Regions from separate parts of the Homo sapiens genome. Here all the other regions are linked to region 1. A link is a contact called in ENCODE Hi-C or POLR2A ChIA-PET data. All regions are on one chromosome and are shown on one strand. Each heading gives the region's core, a stretch centred on a gene start or an enhancer-like site at or near the end of the contact. The rest is flanking DNA. Distances are from core to core; before and after follow the strand shown.

The links. A loop is a pair of places that touch in the nucleus more often than their neighbours do. ChIA-PET counts read pairs that join two places held with the same protein, here RNA polymerase II (POLR2A). Pooled maps may share reads with other maps.
Region 2: a pooled map shows a loop between it and region 1 (2.8-fold over the local background). The contact joins two enhancer-like sites. A Hi-C loop is called at or near these places in 1 of 37 single-sample maps with no recorded cell type and 8 of 50 pooled maps. POLR2A ChIA-PET finds 5 or more read pairs at or near these places in 1 of 52 experiments (H1).
Region 3: a loop to region 1 is called in a map of OCI-LY7, with 2.2 times the contacts of the local background. The contact joins the promoter of ANKRD33B here to the enhancer-like site in region 1. A Hi-C loop is called at or near these places in 3 of 168 maps with a recorded cell type or tissue (OCI-LY7, PC-9 and naive thymus-derived CD4-positive, alpha-beta T cell), 15 of 37 single-sample maps with no recorded cell type and 12 of 50 pooled maps. POLR2A ChIA-PET finds 5 or more read pairs at or near these places in 2 of 52 experiments (H1 and activated naive CD4-positive, alpha-beta T cell).

Annotation. Positions count from the first base shown.
Region 1 is chr5:10,283,613-10,287,777 of GRCh38, forward strand. It overlaps CMBL (carboxymethylenebutenolidase homolog), which reads right to left. Exons shown (of 6, transcript NM_138809.4): 4 at 2,742-2,884. Among named protein-coding and RNA genes, the nearest start is that of CMBL, 22 kb to the right of the region's middle. RefSeq lists a silencer at 516-585 and an enhancer at 686-815. Within about 2 kb of position 1,907, at least 3 of the 41 ENCODE cell types and tissues checked have a DNase peak (open chromatin) inside an H3K27ac peak, as active enhancers do.
Region 2 is chr5:10,754,729-10,758,893 of GRCh38, forward strand. The region is part of intron 1 of DAP (death associated protein); the gene reads right to left. Among named protein-coding and RNA genes, the nearest start is that of DAP-DT, 4.2 kb to the right of the region's middle. RefSeq lists a silencer at 1,926-2,015 and an enhancer at 2,236-2,315. Within about 2 kb of position 1,979, at least 3 of the 41 ENCODE cell types and tissues checked have a DNase peak (open chromatin) inside an H3K27ac peak, as active enhancers do.
Region 3 is chr5:10,561,714-10,565,878 of GRCh38, forward strand. ANKRD33B (ankyrin repeat domain 33B) reads left to right here and starts at 2,357. Exons shown (of 4, transcript NM_001164440.2): 1 at 2,357-3,120. The coding sequence starts at 2,755. RefSeq lists silencers at 1,941-2,800, 3,141-3,190, 4,161-4,165 and enhancers at 2,420-3,314, 3,315-4,165, 3,331-3,540, 3,861-3,910, 3,931-4,020.

The DNA of each region.
Region 1 (4,165 bases), core at 657-3,156:
TACTAAAAATACAAAATTAGCTGGGTGTTGTAGCCCCAGCTACTCAGGAGGCTGAGACAGGAGAATTGCTTGGACCCAGGAGGTGGAGGTTCAGTGAGCCAAGATCGTGCCACTGCACTCCAGCCTGGGTGACAGAACAAGATGCTGTCTCAAAAAATAATAACAATAGTTTTCATCTTTCATCTCAGCATTCATTCGAGATTAATTCTGAAATTAGAAGCATGCTCTGCCTGACCCAGGTTGTCTGAAAACAACCTGTGGGTGTGTCCACTTCTATGCGAAAATAAGTAAGTAAAAGATTTGCAGCAAGTTAACCATTTTAAGATAAGAAGACGTAAATAACATAACTTTTTTCCACTTCCTGCTGGCAGCAGAAGAGCTAAGTAACAGAGAGAGCCTCCTTCACCTGTAACTCCTCTTCAGGAGGCAGGGAGCCACGGGAAAGGTGACCACGCTCCCTTCCCCACTCTAGCAAAGCTACTTCATGTGGATGGGCCTCTTTTGATATCCCTGGGCCTGAGCCCGGCCACGCTCTGCAGCTCACGCACTACACAACAGCGGCCAGAAGGTGGCGCCGGGGAGGCATCCACTCCCGACCGCCTTTTGCTAAATCGCGCAAAAGCATGGTCTGGACAAAGCATCTCTCAGCTCCATTGTTCCCAGAGGCAGCTGGCCACTGCCTTTTGAGTTTATGTCCTTTTGTGTTGTCCTAAGTCAATATTTAAAGGCGTTTTTAACTCTAAAAGTAGTTGAAAATACCACAATGAGGAACCATTAACCCAAGAAGGAATCATTAGTATAACTTTATGATCCACTTCAGATGGTCCCAGGCCTAACGATGGTTCCACTTTCATTTTTTGACTTTACAATGGTGCACAAGCGACACTCATTCAGTAGAAACTGTTCCCCAAGTACCCAGACAACCATTCTGTTTTTCACTTTCAGTACAGAATTCAATAAACTGCATGAGACATTCAAGACTTTATTATAAAATAGGCCTTGCGTTAGATGATTTTGCCCAACTGTAGCCTGATGCAGGTGTTTCGGGTCGGCCAGGTGAGGCTATGATGCTTGGTAGGTGAGGTGGATTAAATGCATTTTCGACTTGAGATATTTTCCATTTATGATGGGTTTATCAAGACTTAGCCCCATTGTAAGTAGAGGAGCATCTGCATTATTTTTAAAGGCTATATTTCCTATGTGTCTTTTTTGTTTTCGTTTATCTATTGGTCTGAATGCTTCTATATCATGAATTTAGCAAGCAGTTTCTATATACAGATATAATGTTATTTCATTGCTGTAGTAACTTTGGTTTGTTTTGGCCAAAAATGTATAAATTGCTATTTCGATTTTAGAGTGTGTTTTCCTTGGCTTTCTTTCCTTTTTTTTTTTTATTTTTTATTTTAAGAGACAAGGTCTCACTCCCTGTCATCCAGGTTGGAGTGCAGTGGTGCATTCACAGCTCACTGCAGCCTCAAACTTCTGGGCTCAAGTGATTCTCCTGCCTCAGCCTCCTGAGAGGCTGGGACCACAGGCATGTGCCAGTACACCCAAGTAATTTTTTTCTTTTTCTTTTGACAGAGTCTCACTCTGTTGCCTGGGTTGGAGTGCAGTGGCACAATCTTGGTTCACAGCAACCTCCACCTCCCGGGTTCAAGCGATTCTCCTGCCTCAGCCTCCTGAATATCTGGGACTACAGGCGCCCACCACCACGCCCAGCTAATTTTTGTATTTTTAGTAGAGACGGGGTTTCACCATATTGGCCAGGCTGGTCTCGAACTATTGACCTCATGAGCCACCCACCTCGGCCTCCCAAAGTGCTGGGATTATAGGCGTGAGCCACCACGCCCAGCCTTAAAATTTTTTATAGAGACAAGGTCTCTCTATGTTGCTTAGGCTGGTCTCGAACTCCTGGGCTCAAGCCATCTGCCCATCTTGGACTCCCAAAGTGCTAGGATTACAGGCGTGAGTCATCGCATCTGGCTGCCTTTGCTTTCTTTCTTAGTGTGTGTGCATGTTTGTGTACAGTTAGAGCAATTTGTATCTTGGAAAAATCAGTCTTTCTTTCTTTCTTTCTCTTTCTTTTTCTTTTTTTTTTTTTTTGAGACAGGGTCTTGCTCTGTCACCCAGGCTGGAGTGCAGCGGCATGATCATGGCTCACTGCAGCCTTGACCTTCTTGGGCTCAAGCGATTTTCCCACCTCAGCCTCCGGAGTAGCTAGGACTACAGGTGCACGTGACCACGCCCAGCTAATTTTTGTATTTTTTGTAGAGACAGGGTTTTGCCATGTTGTCCAGGCTGGTCTCGAACTCCTGAGCTCAAGTGATCTGCCTGCCTAAGCCTCCCAAAGTGTTGGGATTACAGGCATTAGCCACCACCAGAAAAATATTTTCATAGATGTTGCTCATAAAAATCTTGTGTGATATTGATCATCATTACATTAAAAAAACAAAAAAAGCTATCCCCTTCATCCTAGGTGAAGAAATGGAGAATTTAGATTAGGTGGCTTTCCCAAAGTCACACCACTGGGACCCAGACCTCTTGACTCCCGGTGACATCCTCTGGTTAACTGCATGACAAACCTCCACCTCTATTTTCAGATTCTTAAAACCCATTTCCATAAGATGGGCAGTCTTCACATTATTGGGGGTTGTGTTACACTGGATGGGGAGGCTTGTGATTGTTGTCACTCTTCCACCCCTCCCTTCTGCATGGAGTAAAAATGCACAAGGCAGATTTACCATAGACGGACACCCCTGCCCTGAATTCTGAGTATTTCATCATCAAATGATGGACAGCAGTTCCACCCCAGCAGAATCCCACGATGCCAATTTTCTGGGCATGACACTGTTGTTTCAGATACTTCAAGATAGCACTGATCTCTCTAGAACAGAAAGAAAAAATATTCAAGAATCAGGCTTATTTTGTGAACCCCTCAAAGAGCTGTGCTGATGATAACAGGGCTGTATCAGCAACTGTTTTTGAAGTTGCCAAGGTTTCTTCTTTTGGGAGCTCCACCCTTACTACCTCTGGCCCAACTGATGCATCATCCCAGCACATCTTCCTGCCAAGCCCAGCCCTCCTCCAACTGCCTGACAGCTGCAGGCAAGCTGGGCTCTTCCCAAAACATAGGTCCAACTGCCTCACTCCCAGCTGAGAGCTGAGCAGTCTTCCACAGCCTGGGGATGAAGGCCACAGCCCACAGCACGGTTCGTAAGACCCGAGTCCATGATCTGCTCCCTGCAGAGTGCCCCAGTCTTCTCTGTCCCCTGAGTCTCCCAGGAGAAGAGTCTCCTCTCTCCTCTCTCCCATGAGCAGCCATAACTATGGGCAGACGCCCAGACACTCTCTGACTTCACACGTTCACTCTCTCCCCAAAACTCCCCACTCTGCATTGCTCGTCTCCTCCCCCTGCCGCCCAGTGAAGCCAAATTTGGAACGCCATCAGGACTATTTCAGCCATGAGGGGACCAAGAATAGTGGCCCTTGTCTGGCAAATGATTCATGTGCAAACTGATTGTTTGGAACTCAGAATACATTTTCAACTAGAAGCAATGTACCAAAGTGGAGGTGGGCTGCACACGTATGTTTATTGTAGCACGATTGCAAAGATATGCAACCGAAGCGCCCATTGACCAATGAGTGGATAAAGAAAATGTGGCCTATATACACCATAGACTATACTCAGCCATAAGAAAGAACAAAATAATATCTTTTGCAGCAACTTGGATGGAGCTGGAGGTCATTTCTCTAAGGGAAGTAACTCAGGAATGGAAAACCAAATACTGTATGTTCTCACTTATAAGTGGAAGCTAAGCTATGAGTAGATTCACAGAGGCACATAGAGTGATATAATGGACTATGGAGACTCAGAAGGGGGAGGGTGGGAGGGTGTGAGGGCCAAAAAACTATATATTAGGTAAACTGTACACTACTCGGTGACAGATGCACTAAAATCTCTATTTTCATAGATGGTGCTCATAAAAATATTGTTTGATATTGATCATCATCACATAAAGAATGCTATCCCCGCTGGGTGCAGTGGCTCACGCCTATAGTGAGACCCCATCTCTATTTTATTTTAAAATTTTTAATTAATTAATTTCTTTTTTTTTTGAGATGGAGTCTCGCTCTGTCCCCCAGGCTGGAGTGCAGTGGTGCCATC
Region 2 (4,165 bases), core at 729-3,228, 470 kb after region 1:
TAGGATCGGCTGCCTGGAAGTGCTTTGGAAAAGCTGTCATTGGGAATTGGTTGAGGCTAGGACTAGTCAGGTGTTTGCCAGTCTCACTCCCAGCTTCCCCGTAGTTGGATTGGGGGCATCAAACTGGGTCCTGCCCAATAGTATGGGGAAAAGTGACTTTGGTGGGCAGCATCATGTCATCACGTCCCCCCACTCTGGAACCTGTGAGTGTGCTGGGCTACACGGCCAGGGGAAATGAGGGTTGTAGATGGAATTAAGGTTGCTCATCAGCTGACTGTAAGCTGAGGAAGAAGAAGGGAAACTGCTATTCTGTGCTTAGAATCATAGACTGAAGGTGAGGAGATTATTCTGGATTACCCAGGTGGGCCCATGTAATCTCAAGGGTCTCTGAATGTGAAAGAGGGAGGCGGAAGAGTCAGGGCTCTGAGTGTGTGATGTGAGGATGTGACTGGTCATTGCTGCCTTTGAAGAAGCTTTCCTTGGCTTGTGGAGGAAGGCGCCACGAGCCAAGGAAAGTGGGCAGCCTCTAGAAGCTGGAAAAGGCAAGAAAATGGGATTCTCCCCGATCCTCCAGAAGGAACCAGTTGCCCTGTGGATACTTTGATTTTAGCCCAGTGAGACCCATCTTGGACTTCTCACCTCTAGAACTGTAACATAATAAAACTGTGTTGTTTAGAACCACTAAGTTTATTGTGATTTGGTACAGCAGCCATAGGAAACTGATGTGATGATGCATACCACTTGTGGGCCACACCATACGGACCCCAGCACGGCGACCTACACTTGTCCCCTCAGCAGCAGCCACACAATGAAAAGCTAGTGTTATACAGCAAGGGGTGTCTGGGCCTCTGAATTGCTCTTTGTTAAGAAGACCCCACCCAGGAGAGAAATAAACCTGGATTAGTTTGGCCACTGAGAATTTAGGTTGTTTGTTACAACAGGAAGTACCATTCTCTATACCTAATATAGTACTTTATACAAAAGTGAACATTCTCTATAGAAACAAAAAAAACTTCTGAAGCTGGGAAGGGAAAAGCAGTCACAAAACCAAGTAAGAATGCACAGGGCACTGGCCGAAATGAAAAGGACACTCACAAAGACGTTAGAAGTCACAGATAACCAAAAATGGCTAGGGAAGGCTGGGTGCGGTGGCTCATGCCTGGAGTCCCAACACTTTGGGAGGCCAAGGTGGGCAGGTCGCTTGAGCCCAGGAGTTTGAGACCTGACTGGACAACATAGTAAAACCTTGTGTCTACACAAAATACACAAATTAGCTGGTTGTGGTGGTGCACACCTGTAGTCCCAGCTACTCAGCACACTGAGGCGAGAAGATCTCTTGAGCCCAGGAGGCCAAGGTTGCAGTGAGCCAAGATCACGCCACTGCACTCAAGCCTGAGAGAGACCCTGTCTAGACAAGAACAACAAAAAAAGGCTAGGGAAGAGGTGAAATGCCATGGGCCACCTTGACAGAAGGCTTCTGAAAAAAGATAGTAACTAAAGGGTCTTGTTTTCCTTGGCATGTTGGGAACAAGGGCAGACCTCTTACCTGGACCATTCAATTTCTGGTCCTGACTGGTTGACACTGGGACTATGCTTAGCAAATCTGTGACCACAGGGTTAATAGAAGACAAATTAGTCTTCTGTTTCTAGCAATGGATAATCTGAAAGTCTTTCTGCAGGGAGATAATTCAGGGAGAATTACACTAGACTTTTGAAAGGCATCCTTAACTCATGTCTGACGTATCAATTAGTGTAAGAGAGAACTAAGTTACTCTGAAGTTACTAAAAAAAGTAACATGGCTTGAAATAAATATAATCGTGCTTATATTTCCATTTAATTCACTTTGAGAGGGGATGTAGAGTCTGCTTTTCAAAGAAAACCACATGTAAGATTAGTAACATTCAAAGCTATCATGTAGCAGATTTATGAGAACTCTACTGACACATGGTTTTGGCTCCACTGGGAAATGGAGGGGAACAGGGCCAGCAAAATGTATTTAACAAAGAGATTTTACACATCTCACTGCCACAGACTCACAAAGACTGGCAGAAATGAGTAATAGCGAGGCTTATAATTAGGTCCTCTTTTCTGCTGTGGAATGCTATGACTGCTGTTAGATGAAACAGAAAGAATCTCGCTAATTCTAACTCTGCTAATCTGCATTTGCAATAACTCATCAAACAAGCACTCACCCCATTTCTCTGCAAATATTTTGTAGTCAAGAGCAGTGGTAAGGTCTCAAATCATTAAGGCTGGATTACTTCTACAGAGGACTGCAGACGACAGCACATTTGCCAGGACATGATGCAGTGCCATCCATCACTTGTAAATAACAATACCTGTATTTGCACAGCACCTTTCTCTAACACTCTTCAGAAGCCTTTACAAACTGCCTCATTCGTCTCCCACCTTGGGAGGAGGCACCTGGCCAGTGATGGAGTCGTCTGTCGGGCTGCTGAAGTTCCAAAAGGCAACAGCCTTTCCGGCCGCTCCCACTAGGTCACTAGCTCAGGGGAGTTGGCAACAGACACTCCAAACAATTGGGTCAGGTTTTTTTTTTTTAGACGAAATATTCGCTCTTCTTGCCCAGGCTGGAGTCCAGTGGTGTGATCCTGGCTCACCACAACCTCTGCCTCCCAGGTTCAAGCGATTTTCCTGCCTCAGCCTACAGAGTAGCTGAGATTACAGGCACCCACCAGCACACCCGACTAATTTTGTATTTTTGGTAGAGACGGGGTTTCACCATGTTGGCCAGGCTAGTCTTGAACTCCTGAGCTCAGGTGCTCTCCCCACCTGGGTCTCCCAAAGTGCTGGGATTATAGGCGTGAGCCACGACACCCGGCTCTGGGTCAGGTTTTTAAACGGCACTGTCCTCGGTATCTCAATGTTAAGATGACTGGTGATTTCATGAGTTAAACGTGCCAAGCGCTTAGAAGTGTGTCAGCACATTGTGACACTCAACAAACTTCATTAGTGTTTCCACCAGTCTGCTGCCTGAACCGGCCAAGAGGACCACCTGCATCCCTGCGCACAGTACAGAGAGCTCAGAGTTGAGGAAGGTGTGGGCCCGGTTTGCTATGGGGGCAGTGAGGGGTGAGAAGAGGCCCTGGGGAAACTCTGGAGTGCTTATTGAGTATTTTGTGCCACCCCGGGAATAAAGAGATCAAGAAGACCCAGCCCTGGAAGCAAGAAGACAGGCAGAGAGGCGAAGGTTAGTGCACGAAGGAAAACAAGGGGATTGCGGGGAATGTACAGGAGATATGGGCCAGACAGCAACAAAGAGAAGACACAAAAGAACATTAAGATAGTCACTGTAAGAGAATTTTATTATTTCTGATTGAGCATTGAGGCACAAGTCTGTTATCCAATTTAAGCACTTAATGAAAGCATTCTCAACATTTTTAAGGCAGTGATTTTGATTTATGAACTGTGCTCTTGGCTATCCTTGATGATTATCCTTTAGTGTAGTGGGCCGCCTTTTTTTTTTTTTTTTAAAAACTATCTACCCTTCAGAGCTGCCTACTCTCTGGCAATGCCAGACTAAACAAGAACACCAGAGCTTCCTGCCAGAAAAGGTTCACACATGGTCCTCTGTAACATCTAGGAAAGCGCATTTGAGGGGTGCTGTTGGCATCTGAGGGGTGCTGTTGGCATTTGAGGGGTGCTGTTGGCATTTGAGGGGTGCTGTTGGCATTTGAGGGATGCTGCTGGCATTTGAGGGGTGCTGCTATTGGGCCCCTCCTCTAACTATGGTCTTGGAGACAGATGACAGATGGTGACAGCCACCCGCAAGAGCTCACCCCGTAAGTCTAAAGGGGTTGCCCTGAAGTTACTAGAGGAGTTTACCTGGGGGATGAACAGTGCTGGTACCCTGATGCTGAAGCGGGACGTGAGACTCACTGCAGCAAACACAGCCCCACCCTGTGACTTGCCCCGAGGCCCAAACCTCGAATTTCATAAAGGAGAAAAACTGAGCCCCAGTGAAGCGTGAAGTGATGTCTTCAAACTTAGAACCCAAGCTCACTGCTACACTAGCACAAATAAGCTGCCTCTTCCCTCCTCAGGGGTAAATAAACTACTTACTCTGTAATTCACAAAGCCTAGCTGTTTACTCTGCAATTCAAAGAAAACCAGAGTCCAGCAAGGAATTTCTCCCAGGGAGTG
Region 3 (4,165 bases), core at 1,107-3,606, 280 kb after region 1:
TTTTTTTGGTGTTTTGTTTTGTTTTGTTTTTGAGACGGGGTCTCGCTCTGTCGCCCAGGCTGGAGTGCAGTGGCACAATCTCTGCTCACTGCAAGCTCCGCCTCCCGGGTTCACGCCATTCTCCAGCCTCAGCCTCCCCAGTAGCTGGGGCTACAGGCGCCCGCCACTGCGCCCAGCTAATTTTGTTTTTGTATTTTTGGTAGAGACAGGGTTTCACCATGTTAGCCAGGATGGTCTCGATCTCCTGACCTCGTGATCCGCCCGCCTCGGACTCCCAAAATGCTGGGATTACAGGCGTGAGCCACCGCGCCCGGTCGATTTTGTGTTTCTTTTAGCCCATCTTCCAGAAATGTCCAGACTCTACTGTCTTTGTTGTAAAAGAAGCATATTTTATTTTTTATTTATTGTTTCTTCTTAGCGGTTTATTTTTAAAAGACAGGAAAATGATCAGCTTGCATCCTGAATCGGACCACTTACTTATAAACGATAGTTCTTCTTTGAAGCAGACGATGACATTTTAGTTTATATTTAAGGGGAAACACATTCAAATGCTATTTGGACTCAAATTTCTAAGGAAGAAAAGGAAGTGGTAAACTCTGAAGATAGAACCTCAATTCCCTTGCTGAGTGACGCGGTCAATGAGCACCAATCGCCTACGGGAGGCCAGAAAAGGCTGCGTGGTGCTCCCCTCTCAGGGCCTGGCCCTGTCCACCTGGGCCTTGGTGACCCGCAGCCGGGACTCTTGCTGTAAAGTGACGCAGTGCTCTCCCTGGGAGGACAGTGGGTCCAGCAAACCCAACTCAGCCCTCAGGGGGCACTTGAAATTGTAACTACCCCAGGCCTTTGGAAACAACCCTCAACCTTGAAAGGGGAAATTCCCAGTGGGAATTGATGCAAACTGTGGTCAGTTACACAAAAAGGTAGAGTTTACTGTAATCTGGGGGCTATTTTTGGTTGCAGAAAGAATCCCCGGAGTAGAGAAGGAGGCCAGCGAGTCTCAGTTCGCTGCTCGCTCAGAGCCGCCCAGGTGCGAGGGCGTCTTCACCAGAAATCGGTGCTCCCGCGCGCCCCACCCTCCGGGGCCCTGCAGATGCCGGGTCGGGGGCCGCCAGCAGGCCCTTTGGCTCCTGCTGGAGACACTGGAAGACCAGGCGACCAGGACAGCGGGTCGGGCCAGTGCGGTGTGACACGAGGGCTCGAGCGGCTTCGCAGTTTAAACGTGTCCTCATCCTACACCTCCCACGGCTGTTTCGGATTCGGTGCCCTCGTGCCCCTCAGCTTGCCCAGCGGCACGTGGGCCTCAAGCCTGGTCCCCAGCGGCTGCGCCAGCCTAGCTGTGTTCACCTTGGGGCCGCGAGGGCCTCCCACCGGCTGGCAGCTGGTGGACACGCTGTCAAGATCGGGGGAAAAAAAGGAAGGAAGGAGGCTAGGGGGACACAGGGCTGGTGGCCTCCGCAGTCTTTGACCTGCGACGGGCGCGAGCGCACCTCCGCGCCTTTGCGCAGAGACCTTCCCCCAAGATTGGCTCACGACGCCTCCTACCCCGAAGTCAAGGGCTCCCTGTGGCAAATCCTCACACGCCCTCCTCCTCCCCGCCCATCCCCGGCGCCAGGACTGACGGGGAGAGGGCAAGGCCGGGCCAGAGGGGCTGTGGGCCTGGACTGCGGCTGTCGCCCGCGGCCCTGCTCTTTTGGGCAGCCAGACGTGGGGTCAGCGCCCAGTCGCAGCCTCCGGGGGTGAGTCCGCAGATCCCCGCACGTGACACAGGCCAGGCATGGGGACGGGGAGTTCCTCGTCGTCCGTTCCCACTCAGATGCTCCCTGAGGTTCCGGAACACCCCGCCCCCCATCCCAGGATCTGACCAACCCTCAAGCCACGGCCGGCCCCGGTTCCGCGAGACGGGGGACTCTGAGGATTGTCCTCCCTTCCGGGCTGGGACTCCCCCACAGCAGCCGACCGCCCCCAGTTCAGAGTGGCCCGGCCCGCAGCGCTCCCCGGGCACAGGTCCCAGGTGGACGGCTCCGCTCCCGCGCCCGGCTCCTCTGCCCGCCAAGCGCCCCGGGGATTCCCCGGCCTCCAAGCGGCCGCGGCCGGGTGGAGTCAGCCCCGAAGCCCGGGATCCCCCGAAGGGAGAAAACCCGCTCTGCTCCTCTGAAGCGGCGGGAGAAACCGGCCCCACCCAGGTCCGGGGGCCCGACGCCCTCGGCGGAGGCCGGCTCCAGGGGTCCGAGGTTCCCGAAGCTGGAGGCCGGCTCCGCCCCGGCGTCCCCCCGCCGCCACCTCCGCCCCCATCCCGCGGGCCGGCGGAGGGAGGGGCGGGGCCGCTTGCCGCCCGCGACTCGGGTTCGGCTTCTTTAGTGATTGCTTCTGCTTCTCCCGCGCCAGCTGTCCCCAGCTCTGGGGCAACGCTGCCAGGTGCCCAGTCCCCGCGCTCGAGAGAGCGCCTGCCTGGCTCTGAACTCTGGCCAGGAAGGGGCGCGAGGGGAAGGCCCCGGGGGAAGGCGTGTCCCCGCGCCCCGCCCCGCCCCGCCTCGGAAAGCCCCCGCGGTCCCGCCCACCCCAGGGGCTCGCTCAGCCTCCGGAGACTTTTTTCTTTGAGCGCAGCCGCCTGGTGCCGGTTTCCGCCGAGCTGGAGCGCGCGGGCCACGGCTTCTCTGGGGACGCAGAAGCGAGAAGCGGGGACCTCGGCGCGCGCCCCGCGTCCCGCTCTTCCTGCCCGCGCCCCGGCCCCCGGCCCGCGCCCCGGCCGCCGGCATGGTGCTGCTGGCCGGGACCGGGCCGGAGGGCGGCGGGGCGCGCTGCATGACCCCACCACCGCCGTCCCCACCCCGGGGCGCGCAGGTCGAGGAGGACCCCGCTGACTACGAAGAGTTTGAGGACTTCTCGAGTCTGCCAGACACCCGCAGCATCGCCTCGGACGACTCTTTCTACCCTTTCGAGGACGAGGAGGAGCACGGCGTCGAGAGCGCGGAGAGCGTCCCGGAGGGCGTCCCGGAAAGCGTCCCGGAGACGGCGACCCTCCTGCGCGCCGCCTGCGCCAACAACGTGGGGCTGCTGCGGACGCTGGTGCGGCGCGGGGTGAGCGTCGAGGAGGCGCAGGAGACTGACCGCAACGGCAGGGTAAGCGGGCGTCCCCGCAGGATTTGAGCCCCCTCACTGCCCCCACTCCCCTCCTCCCCACCACATCCCCGCGCCTCCCAGCTCCTGGCTCCGGACCGGTCCCTCGGTCACTCAGCCGCCGCCCAGAGCGCCTTTTCCCCGCTGTTTGGGAGCGCGGTGCCCTGGGTGGCTTCCCCGTCTCAGGCTGGGGGACGCGGTGCGGGGAGGGAGCAGTCGAGGTGTCAGCGCGGCAGAAACGCCAGTCCGGCGTCCTCACCGCATCCCCTTCTCGTTTACCGGTCCCCGTGGACCTCCTGACTGAATTCGCGCTGGCTGCCCGTGCTGCAATCCAGGATGGGCTTCTTGCGGCCCGGTCCCCTCCTGACTATTACCTTTCCCCAGGTCCCTGGCAGGGGACCATTCCTCCTCCCCTGCAGGAGACAGCCCCTCCTGCCCAGCGCCCCATTTGGCCCCTGGGCCCCTCGCGCCGCCCTTGTCCTAACACGCTGGGGCGCAGATCGGCTCCTCCAGCCGCAATGATTTGGAAGCAACAGTTTCTTCCCTCGCCGGGACAGCTTGGTCCCCTACCCCACCTCCGCTGAGCTTTGTGGCCCGCGCCGCGACCAGCCAACGTGATCTCTGACTGGTCTGTCCGCAGGTCACCTTCGCGAGCCAATGCCAGCCGGGGCTCCCCAGAGTCAGGGCATAGGGAGAGCCCCAGAGCCGCGGGCATCCACCCGGGTAGGGCAGGAGGCGTGGAGGCAGGCACAGGCTATCCTTTCGTTATGACCAGATTCAGAGAAAACGAGATGTTTAGAAAAGAAAAGAAAAGAAAGGAAAAGAAAAAAAGTTGGCTTAAGAAGACCTGAGAAGGACTGGCTGGTGGAACACCTTCCACCAAGCAAAGCACTTCAAGGGAAAACTGCAGAGTGACCACGGTGGCCAAGTTCCCCGTAGTCTGTGCTCAGTGGGCAAATGGCAGCGTTCTCACCTGATTTTTGTATTGTCCAAGGACCGTGGTATCTGCAGATGCAGCCTAGCACAAATGCACATGCTTTTTGCTCAG